2 separate regions of the Homo sapiens genome follow, and region 2 is linked to region 1. A link is an interaction called in ENCODE POLR2A ChIA-PET data of the cell type or tissue named here. Cell type or tissue: HCT116. All regions are shown on one strand. Each heading gives the region's core, and the rest is flanking DNA. Links, peaks and the distances in the headings are about the cores only.

Region 1 (4,397 bases), core at 280-4,279:
CTGAGGCATGCAGATCACCAGGTCAGGAGATCGAGACCATCCTGGCTAACATGGTGAAACCCTGTCTCTACTGAAAAACAATACAAAAAAATTTAGCCCAGTGTGGTGGTGGGCGCCTGTAGTCCCAGCTACTCGGGAGGCCGAGGCAGGAGAATGGCATGAACCCAGGAGGCAGAGGTTGCAGTGAGCTGAGATCGCACCACTGCACTCCAGCCTGGGCAACCCAGCGAGACTCCATCTCAAAAAAAAAAAGAAAGATATTATGCCAAACACAACCGTGTTCAAAACTGATTGCACAGCAGAAAAAAAATGTTACTGAACGCAAAAACTTATTTCAGCTGATTTTGGCTTTCAGGATGATATTGTGATTCCTATCAGGCAGGTGGCTTTTAGAGGAAAACGTTTCTAGTTTTGAGTTTGGAATTGTATGTAGCTACCTCCTTCCTAAGTGACTTGAAACAATAGAGCAAGAGTTTTCACTGACTGGAGCCAGTTCAGAAGAAAGTGTGGAGTTGTCCTAAAAGAAGAAAATATGATATTTGAAGAGCAGCAGGGAGCAAAGGGCCCAGAAATGGATGAAAGGCTTTGCCCCCTGGGGAGGAGGTCCATCAGCAGGACACTCTGTGAAGTGACTGGGGCTTTAGGTGCAGGCCACATAAGAAACTGTTGAACTGTGACACAAACTGTTTCATTACAGCAAAGTTCAGTAAAGATGTGTAGCACGCAATGTCCTCAAGCCTTTGGCATTGTGGAAAATTATTAAAAGGTGGTTACATCTTACATTTGGGTTTACTTATAAGATGGGCTACAATAAGCAGCTAGATAATTCAGCTGCAAACTGAAAGAGGAAGGAAGGAGGGAGGGAGGGAATGAGAGAAGGAATGAAGGAATGAGGGAAGGAAGGAATGAAAGAGGGAGGGAGGGAAGGAGGGAATAAGGCAAGGAGGCAAGGAGGGAAGGAAAAAAGGAAGGAAGGAAGGAAAAAGAAAGGAGGCAGGGAGGGAAGGAGGAAGAAAAAAATATAAATCAAAGATGACTATGAGAATCTCTACAGTCTATATTAAATTTTCCATAATAGGTGGGGGCTTATGCAGGTGTGTGTGTGTGTGTGTGTGTGTGTGTGATATTAAATAAGAAGGAAAGCCCAGATTAAAGGACTTGGAGACACATAGGTTATATTAAAATTTAACAACATGAGCTTGAACTATGGGAAGCAAGTATTCCATTTATTCAATCATCTGTGTAAATAATTTTAGGCACAACGTTAGGTTCTGGGGGACAGAGATATTAATAAAATGGTCTCTTTATCCTGGGTGTTATTTTTATTTATTTATTTGTTTATTCACTTTATTTATTTATTTATTTATTTATTTATTTGAGACGGAGTCTCGCTCTATCTCTGAGCCTGAGTGCAGTGGCGGGAACTTGGCTCACTGCAACCTCCACCTCCCTGGTTCAAGCGATTGTCCTGCCTCGGCCCCATGAGTAGCTGGGACTGCAGGCGCGCACCACCACGCCCAGCTAATTTTTTTGTATTTTTAGTAGAGACGGGGTTTCACCATGTTGGCCAGGATGGTCTCAATCTCTTGACCTTGGGATCCGCCTGCGTTGGCCTCCCAATGTGCTGGGACTACAGGCGTGAGCCACTGCGCCTGACCATGATTAATGAGTTAAGAAACAAAGTAGAAAGAAACCTTACATTTGGCGCAAGTAATGTGAACAAGCATACACTAGGTGAAACTTCCGAATATTCACAGTTATAATAGTTAAAACAAAAAGCAAAACTACGGAAATATAACAGCCATTTTAAGTTCACCGATAGGATGCAATTCTATCTGGAAAAAGATTCTTTCCATTATCTGGCAATCAAATGTCATTCAAAGACATCAGAAACTCTTGTAGACTCCTTGCCTTGCTTTTCCTGGATTTAAAAATCCTAGAGCTATTCTCACAGACCGTATGGGTCAGGGCTCCACACAAAACATAGCATTTTCCACCCTGGAAACTTCGCAATGGAAACTTTGCAAAGTTCGGGGTGGAGCTAAGGGAAACAAACAGGAGACACAGGAGGAACAGAAGCCAGGACTCTCAGGGAGTTATTGCCACTGCCCTGCCTCATGGGGCAAAAAGAGGTGGTTTCCAGAGCCCAGAAAAGGGCTGCAGTGTAGAAGTGTGTCACTGGACAAGGCCTGTGCCTTCTGCCAGTCAGACCCCCAAACCTCCTGAACCCAAGATCATGGGAAAGGGAAGCAAAATTTTTTTTTTCAAAATTTATCATTGTTTCCTTGGTTCCTAGACCTATTGACCTCAGGTATGACTAAGAGGTGGCACCAAACATTGCCTTCCGGTTTCATGCTTTACTGTGACCTTGCAGGGCAGTGCCTTAACAATGAAGGTGCCGTCTCCCAGCTAATGACTTAGCTGAGTCTTCAATAGGTCGTTCTCCATGTTGTGTTGCAACGTGGTGGGGCACATGGTCAACCACTGAATTTATATTTGTCTCAGGCGTCTACGGGTTGTCTGGGAAATTCTGCTGCTCTGAACTAGAACTGGCCAATCTCAGCTGGGCACTTATTCACCTGTGGCCAGCTCATGAGCAGGCTGGGAGCTGGCTGGCCTAGAATATTCCCAGCTGAGACAACCCAGTTTTTCTCCACCCATCTCATCCTCCAGGGGCTGGTCCAGCCTGTTCTCCTGGTTCTCAGAAATAGTGTGCCTGGGTTCTCAGAAAGAGTGTGCATGTTGTCAAGTCTCTTCTTGCAGCATGTTTTTTGCTGTCCCACAGGCAAAAGCAAGTCTCATAGCCAACCCAGAATCTATGTGGGAGGAAACTAGGAATGGGCGTGGAGACAGGGAGAGGTGGAAAATGAAGAACTTTAGTGCAATCTACCAGAGGTACGCTGGCCTCAAAACATAAGTTTGAAGGTGCTCCTTTTTAATTATTTTCTGGATGAGTTTATGAAACATTGTTTTCAGTTATTTCCTAAATGCTTAGAAGAGTTTCTCAGCAAAGTCATTTATGCCCAGATTTTCTCTTTTGGCATAGTTTCAATTACATTTAATCAATTACAGAATCAATTTGTTTAATAGCTAAACAATAATTTTAAGGTTCTCTTTCTAGTCTCAGTTTTGGTAAATTTGTATTTTTTAATCAAACTTATAATGTATTTTTTTCAATATTTGTCATAATGTGATGTTTTTATGTATGTGGGATTTGTAATCAGCCTTTTGTGATTCTTGATTTTTTTTTATTTGAAACAGAGTCTTGCTCTGTTGCCCAGGCTGGAGTGCAGTGGCGTGATCTTGGCTTACTGCAACCTCTGCCTCTTGGGTTCAAGTGATTCTCGTGCCTCAGCCTCCAGAGTTACTGGGACTACAGGCACCCACCACCACACCTGGCTATTTTTTGTATTATTAGTAGAGATGGGGTTTCACCATGTTGGCCAGGCTGGTCTCAAACTCGTGACCTCAGGTGATCCTTCCACCTCGGCCTTCCAAAGTGCTGGGATTACAGGTGTAAGCCACCATGCCCAGCCGATTCTTGATATTTTTAATTTGTGTTTTCTGTGTTATTTCTTGCTAGGATTTTATCAGTTGTGTTAATTTTTTAATATTTGGCTAAGAGGTAGTGCCATAAAATATAAAAGCAAGACATTCATACTGGGCAAGGAGCACCACCAGATTGTAATGAAGATCTGACATCTTTGAAAATAAAGTTAAAAATAAACAGTGAGATGGTTCATAATACACTGAACTATATCAGTAGCAAGGATGTGCACACGAGTTAAAATTTAATTCCTATGTGGAAATGTTGATGAATAAAAGAATATTGAACCTGGGGAAGCCCAGATCTGGGAATTCATGAAAACTATCTTCAAATAGTGGAGAGGCTGACATACGGAAGAGGGGTTAGTTTTTTTCTGTGCTTCCCCAAGAGGTTGGAGTAGGTAGGATTTACTAGTGAAAGTTATAGGGAGATGGATTTCAACTTCATTAAGGGAGACTATCATTGCTGTGCCAAGCAAGGATATCTTGGCTTAAGTTGTTCAAGGTGAAGCTGGATCCCTGCTTAGTGGAAATATACAGGGCTGTGGGTCTCAATATGTTCTCTCCCTGAGATCTTGCAGGAGTTCTGCGAGACCAAAATGTTTTTCAGAATTACACTGAGACCTCGTTTGCCTTTTGTGTTGCACTGATGGTGCACAAGCCATAGTGGAGAAAACTACGGATGGCTGAGCACAGATATGAGCAGCGGCATGAAACTACGTCAGCAGCGAGTTTTATTTTTATCCATTAGAACATTAAAAGGAATCAAGTGTTGACTTTATTTAAGAAACAGCACTAAAATAAATTAACTTACAATATCGACCCTTCAGTACACATCTTTTAAACATTCC
Region 2 (4,397 bases), core at 211-4,210, 51 kb after region 1:
TGGTATTTTTCCATTCTTTTTAAATAGAACTATAAAGAATACCTAGCATTTCTACTGATGCTATTGTTTACATTAAAAGAAATTAGAATGTCTAAATGGAATGCCAGAGACTCCTTCAAGTAAAATTATATTATTGTATTCATGTATTCATTCATTCACTCAACAAACACTGATTGTGTCACTGGCATGAGTCACATGGTATGGTAAGTGCTCATGCTTGAAGATGGATTAAGATGCAATCTCTATTGTAAAACAAACTATTGTCTGAATGGGAGTGGGGCTATGGTAGCCCAATTTTTTCTTTTTTGCAATGATCCAGGTAGAAGAGTCCTGGAGACAGAGTAGTCATTAAGTCAGCCCTCTCTTCTCTTCTTGAAAGCCCCTCAACCAAGTAGGTAGTACTCTCATGTAGCCACTTGGTGACGTTTGATCTGATTTGTGTCCCTTTTTTTGCCCCTTTTCAGTACTGGCCCATACTCCTTCAAAGTCACCCAGACCCTCCTTTCAGCCATCTGTTAAGGTTACAAAGCAATTCAATCACTCCTTCATGTAGTGACTGTCAAAGATGGTTGTGTTACATGTCATAAATTTAACCATTATTAAGGACTCCCAAAGTGCTGTGCTGAGCCTCAACCAGGTACTTTTAGTGATGCAAACTTGGAGGCTCCTGGAAGACAGTCAATAAAATAATTTTAGATGAGGGGAGACTCATTCTAAACATGATTCATCCCTCAGTACCACGGTGGTAATCTGCCTTTAGGAATCAAGTAATGTCTCATTGAAATTTGAGGACAACGCCGGGATCATTGGCTTATGCCTGTAATCCCAGCACTTTGGGAGGTCGACGCTGGCTGATCGCTTGTGCGCAGGAGTTCAAGACCAACCAGGGTAACATGGTGAATCCCGTCTCTACAGAAAATACAAAAATTAGCCAGTCATGGTAGCATGCACTTGCAGTCCTAGCTACTCAGGGACTGAGGAGGGAGGAGCACTTGAGCCCAAGAAGTTGAGCCTGCAGTGAGCCATGATCATGTCACTGAACTCCAGCCTGGTGAACAGAGCAAGAGTCTGTCTTAAAAACAAAAAAGAAATAAAAGAAAGAAAAAGAAAATTGAGGTTAAATGAATACTATATTGATCCCAATAGTTATTCTTAAAGGTACTGTCTTTCAATATCCTCACCCATCTAATCCATAATGTTTTCTCCTCTCTTTCAAGCATCATTTAAAGTATTTCTTCAGTTTCCAGGGGGCAAAAAGATTACTGAGACTGCTCTGAAGTCCAATAATCATAAACAAAAATACAAGAGTGGCATCACTGCTAGGCAAAATTTATATCCAATAAGGAGACTCAGGCTTTCACAAAAGACAAATTCATGGCTTCCTGTTTTCAAAAAGGGAAGTGAGTAGGTAACTTTCTCTACAGGTGTGTGTCCAGCTGGACTTGAGAGAAGTGTAGCAACCAGGCAAGGGCCAGGGGATGGGGTAGAAACAGAAAGCCCCATTGTCTTCACCTTTGCCACCTCTTCTAATTGAGATCTAAAAATTCTTCTTTTCTCTCATTCACTTCTGGTAAAAAATCCACGTGCACCAGGAAGGCATGACACGTTGATGGAAGTAGCTCTTCATACTTCAGTGTGAATTTAAAAAGCTGATTAAAAATTTAACAAAAGGAAAGAATAAGTAGGGAAGTGCTGGTCATTTGACAGGAGGATACTCCCTGGTAAAAAAGAAGCTTATGGGTATAATAATAAGTGGCATTCACGACAAAACACACAGGGAAGTTGCTTAAGAGCCACCTAGCTCATTTGAACAACAACTCAAAGATCATATTAAATGGTAAGCAGAAGACATTTAATTCCTTACTCGAACAAAAGCTAACATGGCCCATATTTATTTACATGCTTGTACTGCATTTCCAAAATGATAAAAATATTCCCCTTTTGTTGTCAAGATATGAGTGCTTGCATTCAAAACAGGCTTAATGCCTATCAGTCCATTGAAGCTCATTAGCCAAGAGATGATTACTACCTTAACACGAACGATGTATATCTTAGCATGCTTTATTCAGCTAAAAGGAGTTTTAATCCTCATGCATTCTGACTATGATCTGATAAAAGTTTAATGATACATTAGAGCAGATGCTTTAGATTTATTTCTATGAATACCAAAGCAAGCCTTGGTTGAAATAATCTAGCCATTATCTTTTTGGGTCTTACATAGTTTTCCATGACTTATGTTATTATTTCTGTGTTTTTGCAGTTATCAGCAGAAAGTAGTTCCCATAGCTTTAGAATTGGTTATTTGTGTTTGTTGTTGGCCTTAAAATACTGTATTAATTCACATAGGGACACAGACAGATGTATGTTTGGATGTTGAGCTGTAATTTTTCATGAGCTGTTACAATAGAGTCTCATGGCTTCCGCTCGAACTTCATTTCCCTCTTCACAGTTAAAGTGAATATAAAACAAACACAAATGCTTATGTGCAGCAATTTTCTCCCACAAATAGGTCTGCAGTTATCTCATCAGGAAGATATATTGTATTTAAGCCTTTATTTGCCCTCTTTCACACCCAGTCAAGGTGGCTTAGGGAGTATCATTTTATCAAGTAGAATTAGAAGCACTTGGTAAGTTGCTCATCTTATGTATAAACCTGAAATTAACCTGTCGAATAGAAAATAATGAGAAACTGATTCAGTTCATCTGATGCTTATTTCTTGTGACTAACCTATCATTTAAAAGAACTAGTAAAACAGACATTTTTGGCCTGAGTTAGCTATATATTTACAATGGTTTTCTATTTCTTTTTGCACTTAAATATTTAGTTCCCTTACCTTTAAAATAGAATGTATTTTAAGAAATATTCTGGGAATGAAATGTAGAAATAACATATTATATACACTTCTGTACTTCTGCTGAAGTTTATAATATTCTGCTTCTTAAATACGGTTTATTATTTTATAATGTTGTTATTTTCACATGTATATTTTACGTGTATATCATGATAGTGTTTTGTGGATAAAAGCCAACATTGCATTCATTTGGGATCCTTCTATCACAAATAGCACAGCACATAATCAGTATATAGTAAATATATAAATAAAATTTATAAAAAATATATTATCCTGTGTAAATATTATATGCTAGGTTCTGAATAAATAAAAAATACAATATTCAAACTGAAAACTGAATGATGACATTCATTAACTGTCTTGCTTTTGAATCCATAAACAAACAATTTATCTGAAGACGTTAGGTGATGGCCGGCCCTAGGGCCGTGACTTGCAGAGTGTCCTTCTTTGAGAGACTTTCTCATTGGAAGCCCAAAACACTGTCCAGGGAAATCAGAGGCCACACCCAGGTCCTCAGAGGCAGACATAATGATCTCTCTGTTAACTATGCATTATAGCCATTGTACCTACTCCTAATATTTTTGTGAAATTTATTTGAATGATCGATGAACCTTTCAGCAAAACCCAAAGAAAAGAGAGAATTCAATTTCTAAAGGAAAATCATACAAGAGAAAATAATTTAGAAATATTTAACAAGATGTATTTACCTGACTCTTAAACTCAGACCTGAAAAGAAGAAACACTCAGGTTTTTTAGTTCAGATGCTTTGGGGGAGCACATACACTAAAAAGTCACATACTGTTTTGAGATAACTTTGATCTCATCAGAAAAACATTTGGTGCCGGGAGCGGTGGCTCACGCCTGTAATCCCAGCACTTTGGGAGGCCGAGGCGGGCGGATCACAAGGTCATGAGATCGAGACCATCCTGGCTAACACGGTGAAACTCCGTCTTTACTAAAAATACAAAAAATTAGCCGGGCGTGATGGCGGGAGCCTGTAGTCCCAGCTGCTCCGGAGGCTGAGGCAGGAGAATGGTGTGAACCCGGGAGGCGGAGCTTGCAGTGAGCCGAGATAGCGCCACTGCACTCCAGCCTGGGTGACAGAGCGAGACTCGGTCTCAAAAAAAAAAAAAAAACCTTTGGGAGAACGTAGCTTCTTCTTGTTCATAGGCTTGTTCAAAAGCTTTTGCTAATGATAAGTGAAAAGCAGTATACTTGATTATTATTTAAACCTCTAGCATGCCTTAAGACAAAATTAGCAATGGGGTAGTGAGGTTGTGAAGTGGCAATGGAGGTGATGCTGGTAGAAGAAGTAAAGGAGAGGAACGAGAGGAAGAGAAATGGTTAATGTGTAATGAGCACATATTTTCTGATGGTCATTGTCGTGCTAATTTAGTCCTCCCTGCCATCCTGTGCGATAGGTTCTTACTTTTGTTATCTTCAATTAATGGATGAGGAAGCAAAGTTTGCAGCAGTGACCAAGTCACTTAACTCAGGTCATTTAGCTTGTTCTCTCTCGCCCGGGGTCCTGGCTCTCCAACCTAA

The links. Peaks named below come from ENCODE experiments on the same cell type or tissue, not always from the same donor. Only the 100,000 strongest peaks of a DNase experiment are listed, where the experiment ranks them.
Region 2: POLR2A ChIA-PET joins it to region 1 with 8 read pairs; 4 of 35 experiments call an interaction of 5 or more read pairs at or near these places.

What each region holds. Positions count from the first base shown.
Region 1 is chr10:4,731,650-4,736,046 of GRCh38, reverse strand. The region is part of intron 2 of LOC105376375 (a long non-coding RNA gene); the gene reads left to right. Among named protein-coding and RNA genes, the nearest start is that of MANCR, 56 kb to the right of the region's middle. In HCT116, for the core only: no CTCF peak of the experiment used is centred there; a DNase peak (open chromatin) is centred at 2,340.
Region 2 is chr10:4,680,372-4,684,768 of GRCh38, reverse strand. All of the region lies in intron 3 of LOC105376373 (a long non-coding RNA gene), which reads right to left. Among named protein-coding and RNA genes, the nearest start is that of MANCR, 4.5 kb to the right of the region's middle. In HCT116, for the core only: a CTCF peak has its summit at 355; no DNase peak of the experiment used is centred there.